2 separate regions of the Mus musculus genome follow, and region 1 is linked to region 2. A link is a loop called in an ENCODE intact Hi-C map of the cell type or tissue named here. Cell type or tissue: left cerebral cortex. All regions are shown on one strand. Links, peaks and the distances in the headings refer to the core of each region. The heading gives the core; the rest is flanking DNA. Region 1 holds the start of Srsf12 (serine and arginine-rich splicing factor 12). Region 2 has its middle 17 kb from the start of Rngtt.

Evidence for each region. Hi-C counts contacts between places; a loop is a spot of excess contacts. Peaks named below come from ENCODE experiments on the same cell type or tissue, not always from the same donor. Only the 100,000 strongest peaks of a DNase experiment are listed, where the experiment ranks them.
Region 1: a loop joins it to region 2, with 7 times the contacts of the local background. A loop is called at or near these places in 21 of 42 quality-filtered maps.

What each region holds. Positions count from the first base shown.
Region 1 is chr4:33,206,822-33,212,198 of GRCm38, forward strand. Srsf12 (serine and arginine-rich splicing factor 12) reads left to right here and starts at 2,451. Exons shown (of 5, transcript NM_001372518.1): 1 at 2,451-2,549. The coding sequence starts at 2,485. In left cerebral cortex, for the core only: a CTCF peak has its summit at 2,462; DNase peaks (open chromatin) are centred at 2,309 and 2,885; H3K4me3 peaks cover 1,499 bases; H3K27ac peaks cover 1,357 bases.
Region 2 is chr4:33,290,191-33,295,567 of GRCm38, forward strand. No RefSeq gene overlaps it. Among named protein-coding and RNA genes, the nearest start is that of Rngtt, 17 kb to the right of the region's middle. In left cerebral cortex, for the core only: CTCF peaks have their summits at 943 (motif pointing left) and 2,804 (motif pointing left); a DNase peak (open chromatin) is centred at 2,772.

The sequences.
Region 1 (5,377 bases), core at 206-5,205, 83 kb before region 2:
GGTTTGCTGGCAAGCTCCTTTACCTACTGAACCAGCTCAACAGCCCATCTACTTTCAATATAACATAACAGTGATTTAAGAAGTTTGTCTGTTTAGGCAAGCTTTAACAATTGAAAGGGAGTCTGACTTTTTCCTTTTCCCAATATTCTTTATAGACCTGCAATTTCTCATTTCCTCCTCCTTCTCTTCCTCTTCTTCCTCCTTTTCCTCCTCCTCCTTGTGGACTGTCACAACGCTGGCACTCAAGCCCAAGGCCTCACGCTCACTAGTGCCCTGTCACGGATCTACATTCCAGCTCTGTGGCAGGGATTTCAATTGCATCTTTTTAACTCTACTTTTTTTTTTTTTTTAAAGTAAAATAGAAAAGCATGGTGGTGCATGCCTGTAATTCCAGTGGTACAGAGTCTGATGTGGGAGGATTGCTGCAACTGCAACCCTACCTGGGGCTACAACTGTGAGTACTAAACCAGCCATGCTATAAAATGAGACCCTGTCTCCAAGGGGAGAAAAGGTAAAAATAATTATAGTATCTAAATGAGAAAAGATACAAGGGCATCTCAAAATACTTTAAAAACAGAAGTCCTGTTTTGGGGAGAAAATAAGCATGAAATAGACCAAAAATTTTCAGGAAGATCTCCCTAGCCACGTTGTCACTCTAAGCTAACTTTTTATTCTTTTCATTTAAAATGTTTCTATTTTAATGGAGGAAAGAGGGTTACACTTGTGTGACATGTGCTGGAGAAGGCTGCAGGGTGACTCTCACTCCACAACTCCACAAGTATGTCTTCTCCCAAGGTGGCATCCCTCACTAAAACTGAAGATTTGGACCTCTCCATTTCTTCAGGGATTGCTGGCCATTGAGTTCCTGGGATTCACCTGTCTCTGACCTCACGATGCTGAGGTCACAGGGGTGTGGCTTTGTGATGCTGGGTCACAGGGGTGTGGCCATGCCCAGGATTTTTACAAGTGGGTGTTGGGAACTCTGAGTCAGTGCACTGTAAGCACTCTTATGTACTGAGCCTTCATCACAGTCACTAGGATCATTGCACTCCTTCATACACCTCTGAACTCTGTACAGCATCGCCTGCTGCTTTGAAGAGATGATTCAACAAAGCAGTACTTTTGGTTATAAAGCCTACAACTTTGGATGAATATGATTTAAAAAAAAAAATCTAGGACACGGAGGGCTTTTAGTCTGGACCCTCAAGAGTACCAGAAAAAAACATCGAAAAAGCAATAACACATAGCTATATTAGTTACTGAACATGGTTGCTTAAGACACCGGCCAAGCTTAATGCAGTATTCCTTTTGTCAAACTATTATTTTTATTGTATGTGTAAGTGTTTTGCCTACTTGTGTGCCTTGCATCCCACTGAGGCCAGAAGAGGGTGTTGGACACCCTGGAACTGTAAGCCACCACGTGGACACTGGGAGAGGAACCCGGCCGGGTCCACTGCAAGAGCAGCAAGCGCTCTTGACTGCTGAACCTTCTCTCCAGCCCCCACCTCGAAGCTACCCCGGTGTAATATCATTTAGTCATCTGCACTTGAAAATGTTCCTGCCTCAGGCTCTCCTACAGGAAGCTGTTGTACTAAAAGAAGTACTTAGCTGCTTCAAAACAGATCTAGAAATTGTAAGAGTAGATCTATGCGCTATCAGTAATGACAGGTCTCAGTTGGCTGGCCTCCAGCTCCTCTATAGTAGATAACTTTTGACCTCCCTGCCATCACTCCTCACCGTCCTCCCCCCCCCCCCCCCCATGCCCTGGGATGACAGGTTCTGCCATAGTCTCTGCTCAGGTACTGGAACAGCGTGCATCCTGCAGGCTAGACAATCACTCTTCCATTGAGTTACATCCCTAGTCTTTTCAAGATAAGTTTCATTAAACCACCAAATGCGTGGCATTATTACACCAGCTCCACTAACCAATACACAGTACTCTCAATTTTCCTAGCATTAAACCCAGCCTGATGTGGAGCCCACTACAAAAGGAATTCTAGGCCTGAGTAAACAAGCAAACAAAAGACCCCAGCCTGCTCTCCCGTCTGGGTTTCTTTGATGCTTACCCTGTTTATTGCCTCGAGGCCTTTTTGCTTAAGCTGCAGTACTGCAGCAGTTCCCCCCACCCCCACCCCCACGCCCGTGTTCAGTCTTTCTTCCCTGAGGGTCGAGTTGATCTCTTTAGGGAAAGGCTGTGGCTAAGCTTGCATGCCCACAAGTGGCTCCCTGACCCTGCACATGGCTCTTTCGAAGCCCTGTCATGAGATCTTTTTCTGGGGCTGTTTGGGAGAGGCAGGTCTCCCTTGGAGCACCTAGCTGGCCTGCAGCGATGGGGGATCGGATCTATTCCCTAGAGGCCCGGGCAGTGGCAAGGTCTGTGCTCGCGCGGCCGCGCAGGCCCCGCGCCCCCCGCCCGCGTCTGCGGCTGCGCGGCCGGCCCGGGAGGGGGCGCGGCGGGCTGCTGGGAGCGGGGCCGCGAGAGGCATGTCTCGCTACACCAGGCCCCCCAACACCTCCCTGTTCGTCAGGAACGTCGCAGACGCCACCAGGTGAGTGGAGACCGGACCCCGCGGGGGCACGGGCCGGGGCGCCGGGTTGTCGGGGTACGGGGTGGGCAGTGGGGGGCTGTCTGGATGACGATGCCGCCCGGGTACCCCGGGTGCCGAGCTGCAAGCTGTTGGGGTGCCATTTGGGCGTCAGGGTACCGGTCTTGTGTTGGGGCACTGGCCGGGTGTTGGGAATGCTGGCCAGGTGTCGTAGGGGTGCCACTGCGGGCTGTCGGAGTATCTGGGTTTTGGGGTGTGGGCGAGGTGTTGGGGTGCGGTCGTGATGTCAGGTGTTGGCCCGGCGTCAAGGTGCGGGCTGGGTGGCTCCGGCTGTGGTGGCAGTGCTGGCCCTGGCTCTGGTGGCACTGCGCTCTGCAGGCGCCGCCCACTAACCTTCCGGAGGAACTGGGGCTGTCTCCTCCCCAGGATGCACACCTTAGGCCTTGCAATTTCCTCTGCACTGTTCAGACAGTGATTATGGCCCACATTTAATATACAAAAGACTAGTCAGTTCGATTTCTATGGTTTTCTTTGAGTCCTGGGAACAGTCTTAGGCTTCATTATGGTGCAGGAAGTCTTTATTTCCTCCATCCCTCTTTGAAAATTCTGTCCAGATGGTTGCCAGGCATAGAGCTGAAGAAATGCCCTTTTTTCAGACTAGCGCACCTTTTCCTTTAATAGGAGCCGGAGAGAGAATGGGAGGCGTGACACTAATAGACACCTTCATCTTTCATTGGAATTACTTAATCCCCCGTTCTAGTTCTGCCATCTTGGCCACCTATGGAAAAGTTGAAGTTCAAGGGTTTTAAGGAGTTACCTGGACCTAAACAGGCACAAATGTACGCAGCTCTTCAGTTGTTAGTTATCTGAAGTAATCATAATGTATGTTTTGTTTTGTTTTTGTTTTTGTTTTTGTTTTGTTTTGTTTTGTGAGAGAGAGAGAGAGAGAGAGAGAGTAGTATCTAGTCTAGGCTGACCTTGTACTTCTGATCCTGTTACCTTGGCCTCCCTCCCAAGTCCTGGCATTGCAGGTGACCCCCACCACCAAGCTGGGGATTTACTTTTAGGAGAATTAAGAACTTTAAATTTAATCACTGTAAATATTTATGTCACTACTGTAGACTGTGAGTTAATAGAATTTTAAAAGATTCCTGGGTTTTATGGTTCTTCTCTACCTGTTTATCCAAACATCCTCACACAGGAAGCAAAATTAATATTTGGGTAGGCTAAAAGCAGTTAAACAACTTGAACAATAAGCAAAAGGTCTTCATGGCATGCTTACAAAAGAAACCCGGGAGATTCCCAACCCTAGTGGCCACAAGAGCGAGGCAGAGGAATACAGATGAGTGGGGGTACCAGCTTATGAGACGTAGTAGAATGGTACAGACTGCAACAGGTGAGCATGTGTCCTCGAATGGGAAGTCACGTTGCCACCTTTTCCAGTTCTAGAGAATCAAACCCAGTCTGTACATGCTGGGCTCCCTACAGAGCTATACTTACTGGGGCATCCGTTCAATTTTGTAGCCCAACCAGGACTTGGGTTTTCCCTCTTTCTACTTCAGCCTCCCCCATAGCTGTGATTATGAGCATGTTACACACACACACACACACACACACACACACCTCAACCCCTGCTGCAACTTGCCTCAACCTACTTTCAAGAGAAGTCAGAAACCTGGATTTTTGTGTACATTGAACGAATTTTAAAACATTAGCATTACTAGCTATATAAGAGGCCAGCCTGGTGTCTCCATGAGTACAGATGCAAGTCTGAAGATCTGAGTTCTATCCCTGGGACCTACACGGTGGAAGAAGAGAATAACTACCCCCTGTTGTCCTCTGACCTCACATAAGCCACACCCACACATACCATAACTAAATAAAGGTGTGTTAAGTTGAATAGTGTGAATTACAATTTTTGTAGATCTAGAAACTATAAAATATTGGCTATTTCATAGAGTTTTCAGATGTTCAAACATTGTGCATACTAAGTAAAACACATCTGGGGGTGTTACTCAGTAGTAGATTGCTTGCCTTAAATGCAGGAGGCCTTGGCTTCCATAAATGAACAAACTAATAAAAACATGTTTTCATGTGACTACTAACCTTGGGTCCAGGTAATCCTTCACCAAGTGCAGAGACTGATAATTGGGAGTTAGTAAGTCTTTTTTTTTTTTTTAAGATTTATTTATTTATTATATGTAAGTACACTGTAGCTGTCTTCAGACACTCCAGAAGAGGGCATCAGATTTTGTTATGGATGGTTGTGAGCCACCATGTGGTTGCTGGGATTTGAACTCTGGACCTTTGGAAGAGCAGTCGGCGCTCTTAACCACTGAGCCATCTCGCCAGCCCCAGGAGCTAGTAATTCTTTTTTCTGTTCTTTCGTTGCTTTTTAGCTTGTCACAGAGAGGCAATCAGGACTGAGATTATCTTGTATTAAGAGAATAACAGTTTCTAGAATTTGTTAGTATTCATACTATGTGACAGATCCTATGTGAAGACCTTTATAAGCCAGGGAGGTGGTTCAGCAGATTTAAAACACTGTGGCCAAGCAGGGAAGCCTCAGCTCAATCCCTAGGCCAAAAAAGGCAGCAGAGATGGATTCTTCATGTTGTCCTTGGACCTCCACATGAACATGTGGCATGTATACCCACACACAAACACACATGCAGAAAATAAATGTAATTTTTAGAAACTTTCCATGTACTATCTTACTTAGTTTTCACCATCCTGTATGTCTTAGTGTTACATTGCTGTGATAAAAGGCCATGACCAAAGCAGCTTGGGGAGGGAAGGGTTTGTCTGGCTTATGCTTCCACATCATAGTT
Region 2 (5,377 bases), core at 139-5,138:
AAATAATTCTTAGAAAACCCCTGATTGGTTGGGGTAGTGTTTCTAGGAGGCTGATTGGACCAAGACTGTTTCCAGGCAGTGGATTGGTCGAGTGGCTGTTTCCAGGCTGTCTAGCCAGTGGATTGCATGGTCTCCAAGGGTTACTCAGACCACAGTGTGCTAACAGGTCTTTAAAGCTTGTGTTTTGGAATAGTAATTTCCCCTATTACAAAAGCGTATTGAAGAAAATGCCAGCACTCTAAGAACACCTCGCAGGGACACTGCCCATTTCTAAAGTGCATCTTCCCTAAGGGCTGCGAGTACTCTCTGATGCAGAAGCTTCCTAAAAGGATTTTTTATTCACAGCTCAAGGGAGTGGCTTGGGCTATTCCATAGAAAACTGGGGGGCTTTTAAAAAGGTAGCCATAGGCCACAGAGTATAGTTCAACTGGTGGCTTGTTTTCTAGCTTCTCTTTCTACTTCTTAAGTACGTAAAGCCATTCTTATTTGATATTGGAAGGAAAACTTGCAAGAAAAATGTAGATTGGGCATGTTAGTTCAAGACTAATCCCAGCACTTAGGAAGTGAAGACAGGAAGGTAAGAAATTCAAGTGTGGTCTCTGGTATGTAACAAAGCTTAGCCTGGGTGGCATGAAACCTTATCTCAACAAACACAAAGAAAACGGGGGCTCCAGGCTATCCTAGTGGGGACAGTGCTTGCTATGCAAGTGTGAGGACCTGGGATTTTAATCAGTGAAGAGATCAAATTCCCAACACTGATGTAGAGATAGTTTATTCAATTCTTAGTTTAGAAAAGCATCTCCCATGTTCAATATTAGCTACTAACCTCTTATATGAGGAAGCTGCAAGAGGGCGGGGAGATGGCTCAGCAGTTAAGAGCACTTGCTGCTCTTTCAGAGGTCCTGAGTTCAATTCTAAGCAGCCTCACGGTGAATCTCGACCATCTATAAAGGGATTTGATGCCCTCTTCTGGCATGCAGGTGTGCAAACACTCAGACATTTTAAAAAAAAAAAGTATCACTAGTTTGAGAGAGAGAGAGAGAGAGAGAGAGAGAGAGAGAGAGAGAGAGAGAGAGAGAGCGTGCTTCAGGACTGAGGCAGGAGGGTCAGGATTTCTAGGTCATCCTTAGCTATATAAAGGGCATTTGAAACCAACATGGCTTACCTACCTGAGACTCTGTCTTCAGAGAAATAAGTGAAATGCAGAATTTCAGGTCCACGCCAAACCTATTGAATTAGATTTTACATTTAATGACCTCGCCAGGTGATGTTGTGCCTTTCAAGTTTCAGGGGCAAAGTTAAAACCTTGGGCCCCGAAAGGTTAATTTTTTCCCCCTTAAAATCTAATATACATATAGAGTCCAAGCTAGCCTGATTCCAGGTCTTCCTGCTCGAGCCTCTGGAGTACTGAGCTTACAGGCACGCACTGCATTACCTGGCAGTCTTCAGCTAGGTGTGACAGATGGTAGAATGCTTGAGCTGTGTGGGTGATATGGTGATAGGACACTGTGGTTGTAGAGGCTGGAGCAGGAGATCCTCCTGGATCTATAGTAAGTCTAAGTAACTATATAGGCTTGGATGTAGGTCAGATGATAGCATGTTTGCCTTATAACGTACAGAGTTCTGGGTTTTGTTTGCCTCTGTCCCCAGAGGCGAACAAAATGAGATGTGATAGAAAGCGCCTATAATTCCAGCACTCAAGTAGAATAGGGACCATCAGGAGTTCACGTTCATCCTTGGGTACTCAGGGAGTTTGAGGCCACCCTGGGACACGTGAGACTCGGTCGCAAACAAACACAAAACTTGCAAACCAGAAATCAATGAATGAAAGAAGTCCTGGTTGAGAGTCAATAAATCTGTAGTTTTGTAAAGTTGTATGTGATGGCACACACCTATAATACCAACATTTGAGGGGGGAGGGGAGGAGGAGGAGCAGGAGCAGGAGGAGAAGCAGGAGGAGGAGGAGGAGGAGAAGGAGGAGGAGCAGGAGGAGCAGGAGCAGGAGCAGGAGGAGGAGAGCAGAAGCAGGAGCAGGAGCAGGAGGAGCAGGAGCAGGAGCAGGAGCAGGAGGAGCAGGAGCAGGAGGAGCAGGAGCAGGAGGAGCAGGAGCAGGAGCAGGAGCAGGAGCAGGAGCAGGAGGAGCAGGAGCAGGAGGAGCAGGAGGAGGAGCAGGAGCAGGAGCAGGAGCGAGTTCTAGGTCAGCCTGGGAGACAGAGCCAGACCCTTCTTTTCTCAACAGGAAAGAAAACATCTGAAACCCATAAGTGACAGAGCTGGGGTACGATGAAGCTGTCCTGGCAGATTGCAGTTTTTCATATTCTCCCTGAACTGAGAAACCCGATTCTCTCAAAGTCTACAGGGTCCCATATCTATTAAGCATAGCTGTGCACACCAGCAATAATTGGTGTGAAAACTGTCTTATCTCAACTGAAAGGGAAATCAGCAGCCCATTGAAATCGGTTGAACATCATTGAAAACAGTTGAACTAAGTTTTTTATGGCACACAGAAGCTGATAATTATTATCTGTGAAAGGCACAGCAGTGCTTAGAGAGCCCCCTCCCTCCCATCATCATTACACCTTTGTAATGAGGTTACCGACATGAGCTGGACAGCCAGAGTACCGGAATAGTCACGGCTACTTAATCGAGGTAGGTCAGGCTGGCCTCTGCTACTATGAATCTGGTGGTGGAGCCAAATCCAACATTAGGAGTGGAGCTGAATTCAAGAAAACTTGACCAGACCTCATTTCTTTTGAGTCGCAAATCAATGAGGTGGATTCCCTGGGCTGTAGCGCCACCTGGTGGAAAAACATTAGGTGTAGCATTATTCCGATTTCATGGACGGAAAAAACGGAAAATAAAGTTTATTTTTTCACCCGATTCTATCTAACTCCTCAGTAGTCGGTGTATACAGTTTGGTTATTTGCGATACTTAAGGCTGATGATGGAGTTAGTTGGTAGAGGACTTCCCTCAAATGTGTGGTGACTTGGGTATATTGCCAGGCACTGCATAACCCATACAAGGTTGTCCACTTGGAAGATACAGGCAGGAGAAGTTCAAGGGCATCTTCTGGTTACATAGATGATTTGACGTCAGACTGGGATTCATAAGATTCTTTGTTTTAAAAGAAAGCAATAATTGCATCACTGAGTCCATTCTGTCTTTTTTTTAATATTTATTTATTGTTATATATAAGTACACTGTAGCTGTCTTCAGACATCCCAGAAGAGCGCGTTAGATCTCATTACAGATGGTTGTGAGCCACCATGTGGTTGCTGGGATTTGAACTCAGGTCCTTCAGAAGAGCAGTCAGTGCTTTTAATTGCTGAGCCATCTCTCCAGCCCCCATTCTGTCTTCCAGTCCTGAGAGAACGAATGTCTCAGAAAATTGAGTGCCATTTGTACTTATCTAATGCTGCATTTGTGTTCTCTTGCACGGGCTTTGCTGTTGTTAAAAGATTTTTCGAGATAGGGTTTCTCTTTATAGCCCTGACTGTCCTGGAACTCACTCTGTAGACCAGGCTGGCCTGGAAATCCGCCTGCCTCTGCCTCCTGAGTGCTGGGGTTAAAGGTGTGTGCCACATGCTCGGCTTTTATTTGTATTTGTATATAAAAGATTTTATTTGTATTCATGTGTATGTGTGTAGATGCCTGACATGCATGCTAAGAACCAAAGTCTAGTCCTCTGTGAACCCAGCAATTAAGTGCTCTTAACTGTGGAGTCTCTCTAGCCCGTTGTCTGATTAGCGAATGAAGGAACCACAGATGATGATTGAAATACATTGAAGAGAAGTAGCTCAAGGCACTCAGCCAGAGATGCCAGACCTGCAGGATTCTGAGCCTCATGAAAGATGCTCTTTCCTAGATAGCTCAGGGATGTAGCGATCAGAACTAAGTTGATTTATGGAAGATAGGGACACCAGCTGGGACCGGAAGCTGTAACTTTGGCTACTTTGAAGCTGAGGTTTAAGGCCACCAGTCTAAGGCTTTCATGGGCTACAGAGTAAGTTTAAGGTTAGCTTGGATGATTTATCAAAACTGTGTGTGTGTGTGTGTGTGTGTGTGTTGAAATTACAACAAACCAGGTAATGCTGGGACATGCCTTTAACTCTAGAATTTGGGAGGCTGAGGCCGGTAGATCTCTATGAGTTAGAGGATACCCTAGGCTAGGTATTGAATTCTAGGCCAGCCAGGGTTACATATGAAGACTCTATCTTTAATATACACATTTAAAGCTAGAGGGACTTGCCTCAAATAGGGTTTCACTGTGGTGACGATACACCATGACTATGGCAACTCTTACTTATTTGTTTGTTGGTTGGCTTTTTTTTTTTTTTTTTTTTTTGGTTTTTCGAGACAGAGTTTCTCTGTGTAGCCCTGGCTGTCCTGGAACTCACTCTGTAGACCAGGCTGGCCTCCAACTCAGAAATCCGCCTGCCTCTGCCTCCTGAGTGCTGGGATTAAAGGTGTGCACCACCACACCCAGCTGTTGGTTGGCTTTTGAAACAGCACTTTTTTGTGTAGTTCTGGCTGTCCAGGAACTAGCTCTGTAGACTAGACTGGCCTTGAACTCCTGCCCTTGGGATTAAAGGTATGCACCACCACTGCCTAGTTCATGGAAAGTTTTTTTTTTTTTCTTTAAAGACTTACTTATTTATTTTATGTATGTGAGTACGCTGTCTTCAGACTCAACAGAAGAGGGCATCAGATCTCATTATGGATGGTTGTGAGCCACCACGTTGTTGCTGGGAATTGAACTCAGGACCTCTGGAAGATGTCTTAGATGACCTCTAAGCCATCTCTCCAGCCCCCGTGGAATGTCTTATAAAGGAAAACATTTAACGGTTTCCAAGCTTTAGCTCATTATTACCTTGGTGGGGAGTGTGGGGGTGTGCAGGTAGACATGGTGCTGGAGAAAGAGATGAGGGTTCTACATCCAGACCAAAGGCAGCAGGAAGAAAATGATGCACTAGGCCGGGCTTGAGCTTCTGAGACCTCAAAGCTTTCCCACAGTGACACACTTCCTCCAACAAGGCCACACCCACTGCAACAAGGCCACATCTCCTCATACTGCCTTTCCCTATGAGCCTATAGGGCCATTGCCTTCCCTCTGTTGTCTCTAGACTTACTATCAAGCCTGCTGTGGCCATCCCTAAGGAGCTCCTCCTCCCAGTGCACTTTATCCCCTGCACACTCCATCCCTTGGTGAAGACTTAGGGTCTGTTGCCCTGCTAATTAAGGTTGAAGTCTACCATTGCCCTGATAGCTTTCTGAGCTTGGTACAGAATGGCGGACTTCCTTTGTCAGTGAGGTTTCCTCTTCTCAGCCAGAGGGACCCCCAGACCCCACCCCCTATACCTGTGAAATGTCACATAA